Regions from separate parts of the Homo sapiens genome. Here region 2 is linked to region 1. A link is an interaction called in ENCODE POLR2A ChIA-PET data of the cell type or tissue named here. Cell type or tissue: HepG2. All regions are shown on one strand. Links, peaks and the distances in the headings refer to the core of each region. The heading gives the core; the rest is flanking DNA. Region 1 has its middle 13 kb from the start of SMOX. Region 2 overlaps RNF24 (ring finger protein 24).

Region 1 (5,379 bases), core at 191-5,190:
ATAAAAAAATACAGTTTACCCAGTTACGTCTGAATTTCAGGCAGACAATGAATAATTTTTCAGTAGAAGCACTGGCCCAGCCACACAGCAATGAGTGGCAGATCTGGGTCCCCCGGACTATCTGGATTTTCACCATCATTCTTGGTGTGTAATCAGCCCAGGAGGCCAGATTCCTGGAGAGTTTCAGGTAACCTCAGTAATTCCACAAATCCCTTTAGAGCAGCCCAGGCCACACCTCTAGAATCGGCTTATGTGAGTTTTGTTTATTCCTTGATTTTTTCTTTGATAATCTTTGTATGCTTAGGCCCTTATCTCAGAGTTTAGGAGTCAGGTCATAGGCCAGTATCTTAAAATCAGAGCACCCATCTTTTTTTTCCTTTTTATTTTATTATCATTTTATTTATGTATTTATTTATTTTTTGAGACAGAGTTTCGCTCTTGTCTCCCAGGCTGGAGTGCAATGGTACTCTGCCTCTTGGGTTCAAGCAATTCTCCTGCAACCTCTGCCTCTTGGGTTCAAGTGATTCTCCTGCCTCAGCCTCCTGAGTAGCTGGAATTACAGGCACTCGCTACCACACCTGACTAATTTTTGTATTTTTGACAGAGACGGGGTTTCACCATGTTGGCTAGGCTGGTCTTGAACTCCTGATCTTAGGTGATCCACCCACCTCAGCCTTCCAAAGTGCTGGGATTACAGGTGTGAGCCACCACACCCGGCCTAATATTATTTTTTTAATCAGCTTCTTCAGATTTATTATTATTATTATTACTTTGAGACAGAGTTTCATTCTTGTTGCCCAGGCTAGAGTGCAATGGCACAATCTCGGCTCAGCACAACCTCCACCTCCTGGGTTCAAGCGATTCTTCTGCCTCAGCCTCCTGAGTAGCTGGGATTACAAGCATGCGCCACCATGCTCAGCTAATTTTTTTGTATTTTTAGTAGAGACAGGGTTTCTCCACGTTGGTCAGGCTGGTCTCAAACTCCTGACCTCAGGTGATCCTACTGCCTCAGCCTCCCCAAATGCTGGGATTACAGGCGTGAGTCACCGCGCGTGGCCAATTTTTTTATTTTTATAGAGATGGGGTCTTGCAATGTTGCTCAGGCTGGTCTCGAACTCCTGGCCTCAAGCTATCTTCCCGCCTTGGTCTCCCAAAGTGCTGGGGTTACAGGTGTGAGGCACCACACCTAGCCTTTCAAGCACTTTTTTTTTTGCCTCAGGTTCCTCCAACTTTCTACTTAAATGCCATCGCCTCCACCATCTGTCCTCTCACAGGCCTGCCCCCTTCCCCAGCCCATACCACCGGCCCCTGGAAACTTTGTCAGTTTCCAGCGTCACCCTGAACAGTAGCCACTGCACAGCATTTAGAGAAATCAAGAAAAGCAAAGGAGTGCATCTCAAATCACATGAATTAAGGAAGGGCCCGGTCAGGGGAGGTGGAACAGGGAGGCGGTGTGGTGAAGGGCACCCGTCCTGTAAGCCCTTTATCTTGTCTGGCTCTAACTCCTTCATGAGGAATCACAGCACCACCGGACAAGGTGCCTCCTAATGTCGCCCCTCCGGCATCTCCCTTTCTGCTTCTTACTCCTCCCCTGACCCTGTGAGCAGCTGCAGGCCGCGTGCTCAGCCTCAGTCAGATCTTTTCCGAGCCCTGAGCCATGCCAGGCAGGCTGGGGCATCCGTGTCAACAGCACAGGAGATGACCTCGGCCCAGCTGCCAATCCCACAGCATCCCAAACATCAACTCCAGTAGGGCAGCCTGACCTGGTCATGGCTATGTGTATGCCTGTGTGTGTGTCAGCGCCCTGGTTCCCACTCCACCCTGTGGGGGTCCTGGTGGATGGCCTCGCTGGCCACAACCCACTGGGTCAGCAACAAGTAAACAGGATGGACCGATGGCTGCTCCAAAAGCAGATGCCACTCACTATCTAAACAGGAAGGAAACGCTCAACCCATGGGAAGGCTGCCTCCATGCTCTCAGTGATGCAAGAGAGAGGGAAGGAGGAGAGAAAAGAGAAGGGGGAGGAGAGGAATGGAGAAGAGCAAAGGCAAAGAAGTAGTGAAGGAGTCAGGGAGAAGAAAGCAGGGCAAAATTGAGGACATCACAAAACCAAGGTCTTGGGCTACTGTTCCCACCAGGTGCCCTGCGCCCTCCAGGTCCTGCTCCTCGCCAAGCTTCCCTGCCTCCCACTTATCGCTCCGGCCCTGCCCCTGGCCAGCCCACCCCATATCTGACCTCCTGCCCCTCACCCCACCTTCCTCCACTCTCCTGCTATGCCCTGCCCCTGCTACAGCTTGTCCTAGAAATCCTCAAGGATAAACCCACCCCCAGGGTTCCCTTCCTTTTGCACAGAAAAGTTCCAGAGGGCTGGGCTTATCTTCTCTCCTTTGGGGCAGCTATGATATCAGAGGATACACAATTTCTCCATTTTCAAATAGGGACACTGAGCCCTCCATTGGTCCACCCAAGGCCGCCAGCAAATGAGGAACAAATCTAGCCTTTCAGCTTCTGTCCTCTTTCCTGATCCACTTATTGCTGATCTTTCTTGGTTTGCCTCCCCTGGTCTCGAAGGTAACTGTGCCTTGATGGGAGCATCCCAGAGCTGGTGACTCAGGTAGGGGGAGGCTGGGGCCGCCAACTTCCTGGGAGGAGCTGTTAGTTACCCATTAAATAGACCATCCTCTGAGTCACTGGAAGGACTGGGAAATCCTGGAGGTTGGGAGAGGCTGAGTCATCTTTGTCTTTATTTCAGCAGAGAAGAAAAAGGCCTCCCACAGAGAATGGCCAAGCCAGGTCACTGCTATTTCCCAACAGAAATGAAAACTGGAATTGAGCCATGTGGAAAGATGGACCAGGCCACAAGAAGGTCTTCGGGACAACCCTGAAAGAGGTGACCCAGGGAGACAGAGTCCAGGGTCCTTTCAAATCACTGCTGGCAGGAGCAAAGATCAAGATAGGTGAAACCTGATATTCAAATGCAGGCGTGGAAAAAGAATAGGTACATTGAAGTGTGTTGTTTGTCTTGATAAATAATCCTTCATTAGAAAGATTCAGAGTTCCTCTGAATGGCATTCCATGCTTGGAAATTTCCAGGGTTTACTTATAGTTCTGTCCCTGGCGAAGAGAGAAGACACCCCTGGAGCTCATACCACATGAACTTCTGCCTCCTCGAAGAACTGAAGCCATTCTCATCCAGACGTTTTGGGTCATCTGCATGCGCTGGGCTCCTTCGCCCTAGTTCAGTGCTTCTCAAACTTTCAGAATCACCTGGAGAGCTTGTGAAAAACAGATGGCTGAGCCCCGCCCGCGGAGTTTCGGATCCAGTAGGTTTGGGGTGGTGCCCCACGGTTTGCATTTCTTAGTTTCCTGGTGATGCCGATGCTGCTCGCCCATCAAGCTCACTTTGAGAATCACTGATGGAGTTAGACCCACCTACTACGCTCTCTGCACACACCCCAGAGAGCTCTCAGAGAGAGAGCGCTGCTGGGGAAATCACTCAACCCTGTCCTAGGGGCTGTCTGTCCCACCCTGCTGTCCCTTCTGAGACACGGGAGGCATCCTGCTCCTAGCAAAAGCCATTCACTCCACTGTGCCCCTCCTCCTTCAGTTCTCCCTCCTCTCCTGTTTCTTCCATCTCTCCCTGTCTCATGGACTGTTCCCATAAAAATACACACATTTTCCAGCCGCTCTCATCTAAACAAAACAAGGTTACCCTAACCTCCTTATCTGCCTCCAGCGACCACGCCCCTCCTCCGTGATATTCACAGCAAACCTTCTTCAAGGCTTGTGGGTCCTTCCCATCCCCAGCTCCTTCCTTCCCAGCCCACTGCAGGCCAGCTTCCTTTTCCAGCACCTCCCACGTGGCCAAATCCGATGGTCCCCACCTCGCTCAATCTCTCAGAAACATCCAGTCCACTGACCGCTGCCTCCCTCTGGGAAGGCTTTCTGCTGTAGACGTCTCGGACCCTACACTCTCCCGGTTTTCCTCCTGCCTCACGGGACAATGCTCCTCTGAATGTGGGAGGGCCCCTCTTGGTCCTGACTGCCTCCCCTTCCCCACACTCTCGCTAGCCCCATGGCTTCAACGTGGTGTCTGCTGAATCTACGTCTAGAGCCCTGGTCACTCGCTAGAGCTTGGATTTTTATCAAACTACCTCCTGAGCACCTCAAACTTAACATGGCCAAAATAAAATTCTTGATTTCTTCTGCCCAACATGTGTGTGTGTGCATGTAGTAAAAGATACAAAGCACAACATTTATCATTTTAATCTTTCGTGAGACAGGGTCTCGCTCTGTTGCCCAGGCTGGGGTGCACTGGCACAATCATAGCCATCCTCCTGCCTGGGCTCAAGCCATCCTCCTGTCTCAGCCTCCTGAATAGCTGGGACTACAGGTGTGTGCCACCATACCTGGCTTTATTTATTTATTTGTTTATTCATTTATTTATTTTTGTAGAGATAGGGTCTCCCCATATTGCCCAGGCTGGTCTCAAACTCTTGGCCTCAAGCTCCCTCCCAAAACACTGGGATTACAGGCATGAGCCACTGCGCCCAGCTCATGTTAACCATTTTTAAGTGTGTAGTTCAGTGGCATGCAGTGTATTCACAATTCGTGTGTCCATTACCACTATCCATTTCCAGAACTCTTTCACTAACCCAAGCTCAAATTCTGTGCTCTTTACACAATGACACCCCCCTGCCCCACCTCCAGCCCCTGGTGACCACTATTCTGCTTTCTGTCTCTATGAATCTATGGTGGGCACCTCACATACGCAGACTCACACGATATTTGTCCTTTGTGTCTGCCTGCCTGTCTTTTCCTCCCTCAAGTTCTATCATTCTTCAATTGCCTAAGAATACTCCCCAGCAAATAGAATTGGTGATTGGCAGGCTGCTCCAAGAAGGTTTCTGAGCTGTTGTTCTTCAGTATTATTATTATTTTTTCCTTTTTTAATGAGACAGGGTCTTGCTATGTTGCCCACACTGGTCTTGAACTCCTGGGCTCAAGCGATCCTCCTGCCTCCCAAAGTGCTAGGATTACAGGTGTGAGCCACCACACTCAGTCTCTTCAGTATTATTTTTTCAGGCATTTCTGTTTTGTTCCTTAAAATTTGTAAATACAGAAAATAAAATAAAAATAACCAAGAAAGACAAACACCATGCTCCTGCTTCTCAGATATGATTATTGTGAACATTATATGTCATTTGCCTTGTCATTCTTTTTTTGTAGACAGGCACAGTGGTTCATACCTGTAATCTCAGAGCTTTGGGAGGCCGAGGCAGGAGGATCGTTTGAGGCCAAGATTTCAAGGCTACAGTGAGCTATGATTGCACCACTGCACTCCAGCCTGGGTGACAGAGCAAGACTCGGTCTCAAAAA
Region 2 (5,379 bases), core at 81-5,080, 150 kb after region 1:
TTTTCACTTGTTTTTTTTTTTTTTTTTTTTTTTTTGAGACCAAGTCTCACTCTGTCACCCAGGCTGGAGTGCAGTGGCGCGATCTCGGCTCACTGCAGCCTCCACCTCCTGGGTTCAAGTGATTCTCCTGCCTCAGCCTCCCAAGTAGTTGGGACTACAGGTGCACATCACCATGCCCAGCTAATTTTTGTATTTTTAATAGAGATAGGGTTTCACCATGTTGGCTAGGCTGGTCTCAAACATCTGACCTCAGGTGATCTGCCCGCCTCGGCCTCCCAAAGTGCTGGGATTACAGGTGTGAGCCACGACGCCTGGCTGATATGTATTTTTATAATTATTTTAGGTGATATATAAATAAAAAGATTACACAGAAAGTCACTGTGTTTAGTTGTCTTAGTGTATATTTTGCAGCTAGTTTTTCTTGGAGTGCTCACTGCTCCAAGCTGGGTATTCTGTGGGTGCTTTATTAAGATTTATTTATATGGCAGTTAGTTGCACCTGCACTAAAATTTTTTCTAGGTTAGGCTGCAAAATAAATATACAAAGAAGTAGCTTTTTTAAATGCTAGAAATAACCAGTTTAAAAAATATAAAGGAAAAAAGACCCCATTTATAATACGTATAGGCAAATATATATATGGTAACTAGGGATAAACTAAAGAAAAGTCCAAAACCTGTATGAATAAGCTATACAAATCTACTGAAAGTAGTAAAATAAAACTAGAATAAATGAAAAGACATACCACGTGCCTGGATGTAAAGACCTCCCTTAGTCCATTTGTGCTGCCATAATAGAATACTACAGACTGAGAAATTTATAATGAACAGGAATTTGTTTCTCACAGTTCTAGAAGCCAAGAAGTTCAAGATCAAGATACTGGCATCTGGCAAGGTACCTGCTGCATCATAACATGGTGGAGGGCATCACATTGCAGAAGGGGAAAGACAGAGAGAAACAAACACAAAAGGGGTCTGAACTCTTCCTTTTATAAGGAACCCACTTCCTTGGTAATGGCATTAATCCATTCATGAAGATAGATCCCTCATAGCCTAATCACCTATTAAAGGTCTCACTTTGTTTGTAGAGACAGGGTCTCACTCTGTCATGTAGGGTGGATGGAATACATTGGCACAATCACAGCTCATTGCAGCCTTGACTTCCCGGGCCTAAGCAGTCCTTCCACCTCAACATCCCAAGTAGCTGGGACCACAGGCATGTGTCGCCACACCTGGCTACTGATTTTTTTAATTTTGTAGAGACAGGGTCTCCCTATGTTGCCCAGGCTAGTCAGGGACTCTTGGGCTCAAGGGATCCTCCCACCTTGGCCTCCCAAAGTGCTGGGATTATAGGTGTGAGCCACTGCAGCAGGCTCCCACCTCTTTTTTTTTTTTTTTTTTGAGACAGAGTCTCACCCTGTTGCCTAGGCTAGAGTGCAAAATGGCACGATCTCGGCTCACTGCAACCTCCACCTCCTGGGTTCAGGCGATTCTCCTGCCTCAACCTCCCGAGTAGCTGGGATTACAGGCACGCACCACCAGGCCCGGCTAATTTTTTGTATCTTTAGTAGAGACAGGGTTTCACCATGTTGGCCAGGCTGCTTTCGAACTCCTGACCTCATGATCTGCCCGCCTCGGCCTCCCAAAGTGCTGGGATTACAGACATGAGCCACTGCGCCCAACCCTCTACCTCTTAATACTGTTAAAATTGTTATTAGGTTTCAAGAGGAGTTTGGGAGGGGACAGATACTCAAACCATAGCAAGACCCATTCTCCCCAAAATAAGCTATAAATTTAATGTACTTTCAATTAACTTCACAATAGCATTTATTTATTTATTTATTGAGAGAGAGAGAGAGAGAGAGAGAGAGAGAGACGAGGTCTCACCCTGTTGCCCAGGCTGGAGTGCAGTGGTGCGATTAGCGCTCACTGCTCCTGGGCTCAGGTGATCCTCCCACCTCACCCTACTAAGTCGCTGGGACCATAGGCATGCACCACCATACCCAGCTAATTTTTATATTTTTCGTAGAGACGGGGTTTTACCTGTTGTCCAGGCTGATCTTGAACTCCTGAGCTCAAGTGATCTGCCCATCTCTGCCTCCCCAAGTGCTGGGATTACAGGCGTGAGTTAGTGTGCCCGGCCCAATAGAATATTTTAAAGACTGGTTTAGCTGAAAAAAAGATTATGTAAGAATAGCCTTGAAAATATTAAAGAGGAAGAGTAGTGTTGAAAATATTGCCCTAGCATATATGAATTAGTGGTATGCTAATTCATATGTAATGTATGTATGTAAAAATATTAAAAAATTAGCTGGGCATGATGGTGCATGCCTGTAGTCCCAGCTACTCGGGAGGCTGAGGCAGGAGTATTGATTGAACCTGGGAGGTGGAGGTTGCAGTCAGCCGAGATGGTGCCACTGCACTCCAGCCTGGAGACAGAGCGAGACTCTGTCTCAAAAAAAAAAAAGAAAAAAAGTGACTCCAAAAAAGGTAGAACTTTAAGACAGTGGAGAAAGAATTTTATAAATGCTGTTGGAATAGTTGACTAAATTGGAAAAACCATTTTAGGTCTTTTTTCCATGCCATAAATTCAAGATGGATTAAACATTTAAATTTAAGGCATAAAACTATGCAAATAAAAGAGAATATAAGTGGGTATTTCTGTCATCTGATGTGGGGAAACCAAAGATAGAAATCGTAAAGCAGGGGCACAAACTCAGTGCCAACAGAAGCCAGGCAGGAAATTGAATCAGCCAAATACACTTGGTAGAAGGCAAAATCATGAAACCATCAATTTCTTTTCTTTTATTTTTTTTGATAGAGGTAGAAATATTTACGTTGAGAAAAATAACAGCCCAAGCACAAGTGGCAACCTACATCTGGTCCAGAATTAGGAAGTGATAAGGAGTGGTAGAAATGGTGACAAATGGCGATTCTGTTGACAATAGGGCCAGGCACACTTACACTGTAACCCATAAGCATTCAGGGCCGCCCCCTCCCCCTGCCCCCCCCAACACACACACACAAATTGTGCAACAACATGGCAGCCTGGGAGCAGAGGCCACTCAGCTCCAGGCTGTTTTTGCCGTGTAAGAATGGAGCCCAGGGTTATTAGATCTGACCTTTTTCTGTATAGAGCTGGAAATTGCTAATTTTATGTTAAATCTCCCAAATCTAAATTATCTCAATCTTTAAAATTTTGTACAGGCCAAACAAAATACTTGTTCAGGCCAGATTCAGTCCAGAGGCCTTGAGTTTATGAACTCTGCTGTAAAGTTGTGGTTTTAGTTTCAGGATTATGCTTACACCTTTAAATGAGTTGGGATGCTTTCCATCATTTTTTTGTATACTCTGAATCAGTTTACAGTAGTTCGCCCTTATTTTCAGTTTCGCTTTCTGCAGTTTCAGTTACTCATGGTCAACTGTAGTCTGAAAATATTAAATGGAAAATTCCCAAAACAATTTGTAAGTTTTCGATTATTCACCATTCTGAGTAGTGTAATGAAATCTCAAGCTGTCGTGCTCACTGCATCTCACCCAGGACGTGAATCATCCCCTGCCCAGTGTCTGCATGCTGTGTACACTACCTGCCCATTAGGGTCTTGGTTATCAGTTCAAAAAAACGTAGGACTCGGTGCTATCCGGGTTTTCAGGCATCCAGTGGGGGTCTGTGAACATATCTACCATCGATAAGCAGGGACTACTGTACATAGCAGACTACTTATCTATGCAAGTTTAGCGAGTTCCACTTTCATTGCCATTGGGGTCTGAAGCCTTTTTTGTGAAGATATTTCTATATTTTCAAGTTTTCTTCTTGAGCCAGTTTTGGTTATATTCCTATAAAATCTATTCTAGAATTTAAAATTAATACTCAAATTATCTCATGGATGTTTTTAAATCTCTGCATAAGAATTTTTTTATCTGTCTCATTCTTAGTGTTTTGGTTAGTTGATTTCAATTCCTTTCATTGTTTTGTTTTAATTCATACATTTTTGTTTGACCTTTATTAATTCCTTCTTCTGGCTTATTTTGTTTGATTTGTTCTTTTTCTACTTTCCAGAATTGAATTCTTGTGTCCATTTATTTTCATTATTCTTTTTTAGATTGATAATACGATCAGTTACACTTATACACCTACACAGTAGCCTGTAAGAATACTTTTCCCATGTTGAAGGTAATGGATTTTTCTCTCAGTATGAGATTTTTTTCCCACAATGTGATTAACTTCTAAATGGTCTGTGATTTGTTTTAGTTACTTACTAGACAGAAGTCATTTTATTTTATTTTATTTTATTTATTTTTTTGAGGTGGAGTTTCACTCTTGTCACCTAGGTTGGAGTGCAATGGCGTAATCTCTGCTCACTGCAACCTCTGCTTCCTGGGTTCAAGGGATTCTCCTGCCTCAGCCTCCTGAGTAGCTGAGATTACAGGCACCCACCACCACACCCGGCTAATTTTTGTATTTTTAGTAGAGACGGGGTTTCACCATGTTGGCCGTGCTGGTCTGAACTCCTGACCTCAGGTGATCCACCCACCTTGGCCTCCCAAAGTGCTGTGCTGAGATTACAGCTGTGAGCCACCACACCTGGCCTGAAGTCATTTTAAAGATTATTTTTTGAATTTATAAGTAGTTTCCTTTTGTTTATCTTTTTATTGTTGAGTTAATTTTACACATTGTAGTCACGTATTGTGGCCTCTAAGAGTTCTGTTCTGTGGAATCTTCCTATAGCATGATAAATAGTTTATCTAAATGTAGATGTTCCAGATTCATATGAAAAGGTGTTTTCTTTGTTAAGACACAAAGTTATACACACACACGCACACACAGTATAGATACGTAGATATATAATATATATATATTATTTGTTTTGGGTTTTTTTTTTTTTTTGACAGAGTCTCACTCTTTTGCCTAGGCTTGAGTGCAGTGGCGCGATCTTGGCTCACTGCACCCTCCGCCTTCCGAGTTTAACCGTTTCTCCTGCCTCAGCTGGGATTACAGGCGCACGCCACCGCGCCTGGCTAATGTTTGTATTTTTAGTAGAGATGGGGTTTCACCATGTTGGCCAGACTGATCTTGAACTCCTGACCTCAGGTGATCCACCCACCTCGGCCTCCCAAAGTGCTGGGATTACAGGCATGAGCCACCACACCCAGCCAATATATATATTATTTGTTAATGGTATTGTTTATGTCCTCTTTTTTGTTATATCTCATTTGGAGATTAATATTTCTATCACTATAAAACATCATTGTTCATATAGCTTTTTAGCCTTTATTTCTACTTTTTTTAAAAATAATTAGCACTCCTGCTTGCTTTCTTATACTTGCCTGCTATATTTTTGTTTATTTTCTTATTGCATCCCGCATTTAAAAATATCTTAGA

What was found. ChIA-PET counts read pairs that join two places held together with the same protein. Peaks named below come from ENCODE experiments on the same cell type or tissue, not always from the same donor. Only the 100,000 strongest peaks of a DNase experiment are listed, where the experiment ranks them.
Region 2: POLR2A ChIA-PET joins it to region 1 with 8 read pairs; 1 of 35 experiments calls an interaction of 5 or more read pairs at or near these places.

Annotation. Positions count from the first base shown.
Region 1 is chr20:4,133,066-4,138,444 of GRCh38, reverse strand. No RefSeq gene overlaps it. Among named protein-coding and RNA genes, the nearest start is that of SMOX, 13 kb to the left of the region's middle. RefSeq lists enhancers at 2,224-3,423, 2,732-3,531. In HepG2, for the core only: no CTCF peak of the experiment used is centred there; DNase peaks (open chromatin) are centred at 1,924 and 2,784; H3K4me3 peaks cover 811 bases.
Region 2 is chr20:3,978,597-3,983,975 of GRCh38, reverse strand. All of the region lies in intron 1 of RNF24 (ring finger protein 24), which reads left to right. Among named protein-coding and RNA genes, the nearest start is that of RNF24, 34 kb to the left of the region's middle. In HepG2, for the core only: no CTCF peak of the experiment used is centred there; a DNase peak (open chromatin) is centred at 2,995; H3K4me3 peaks cover 1,204 bases.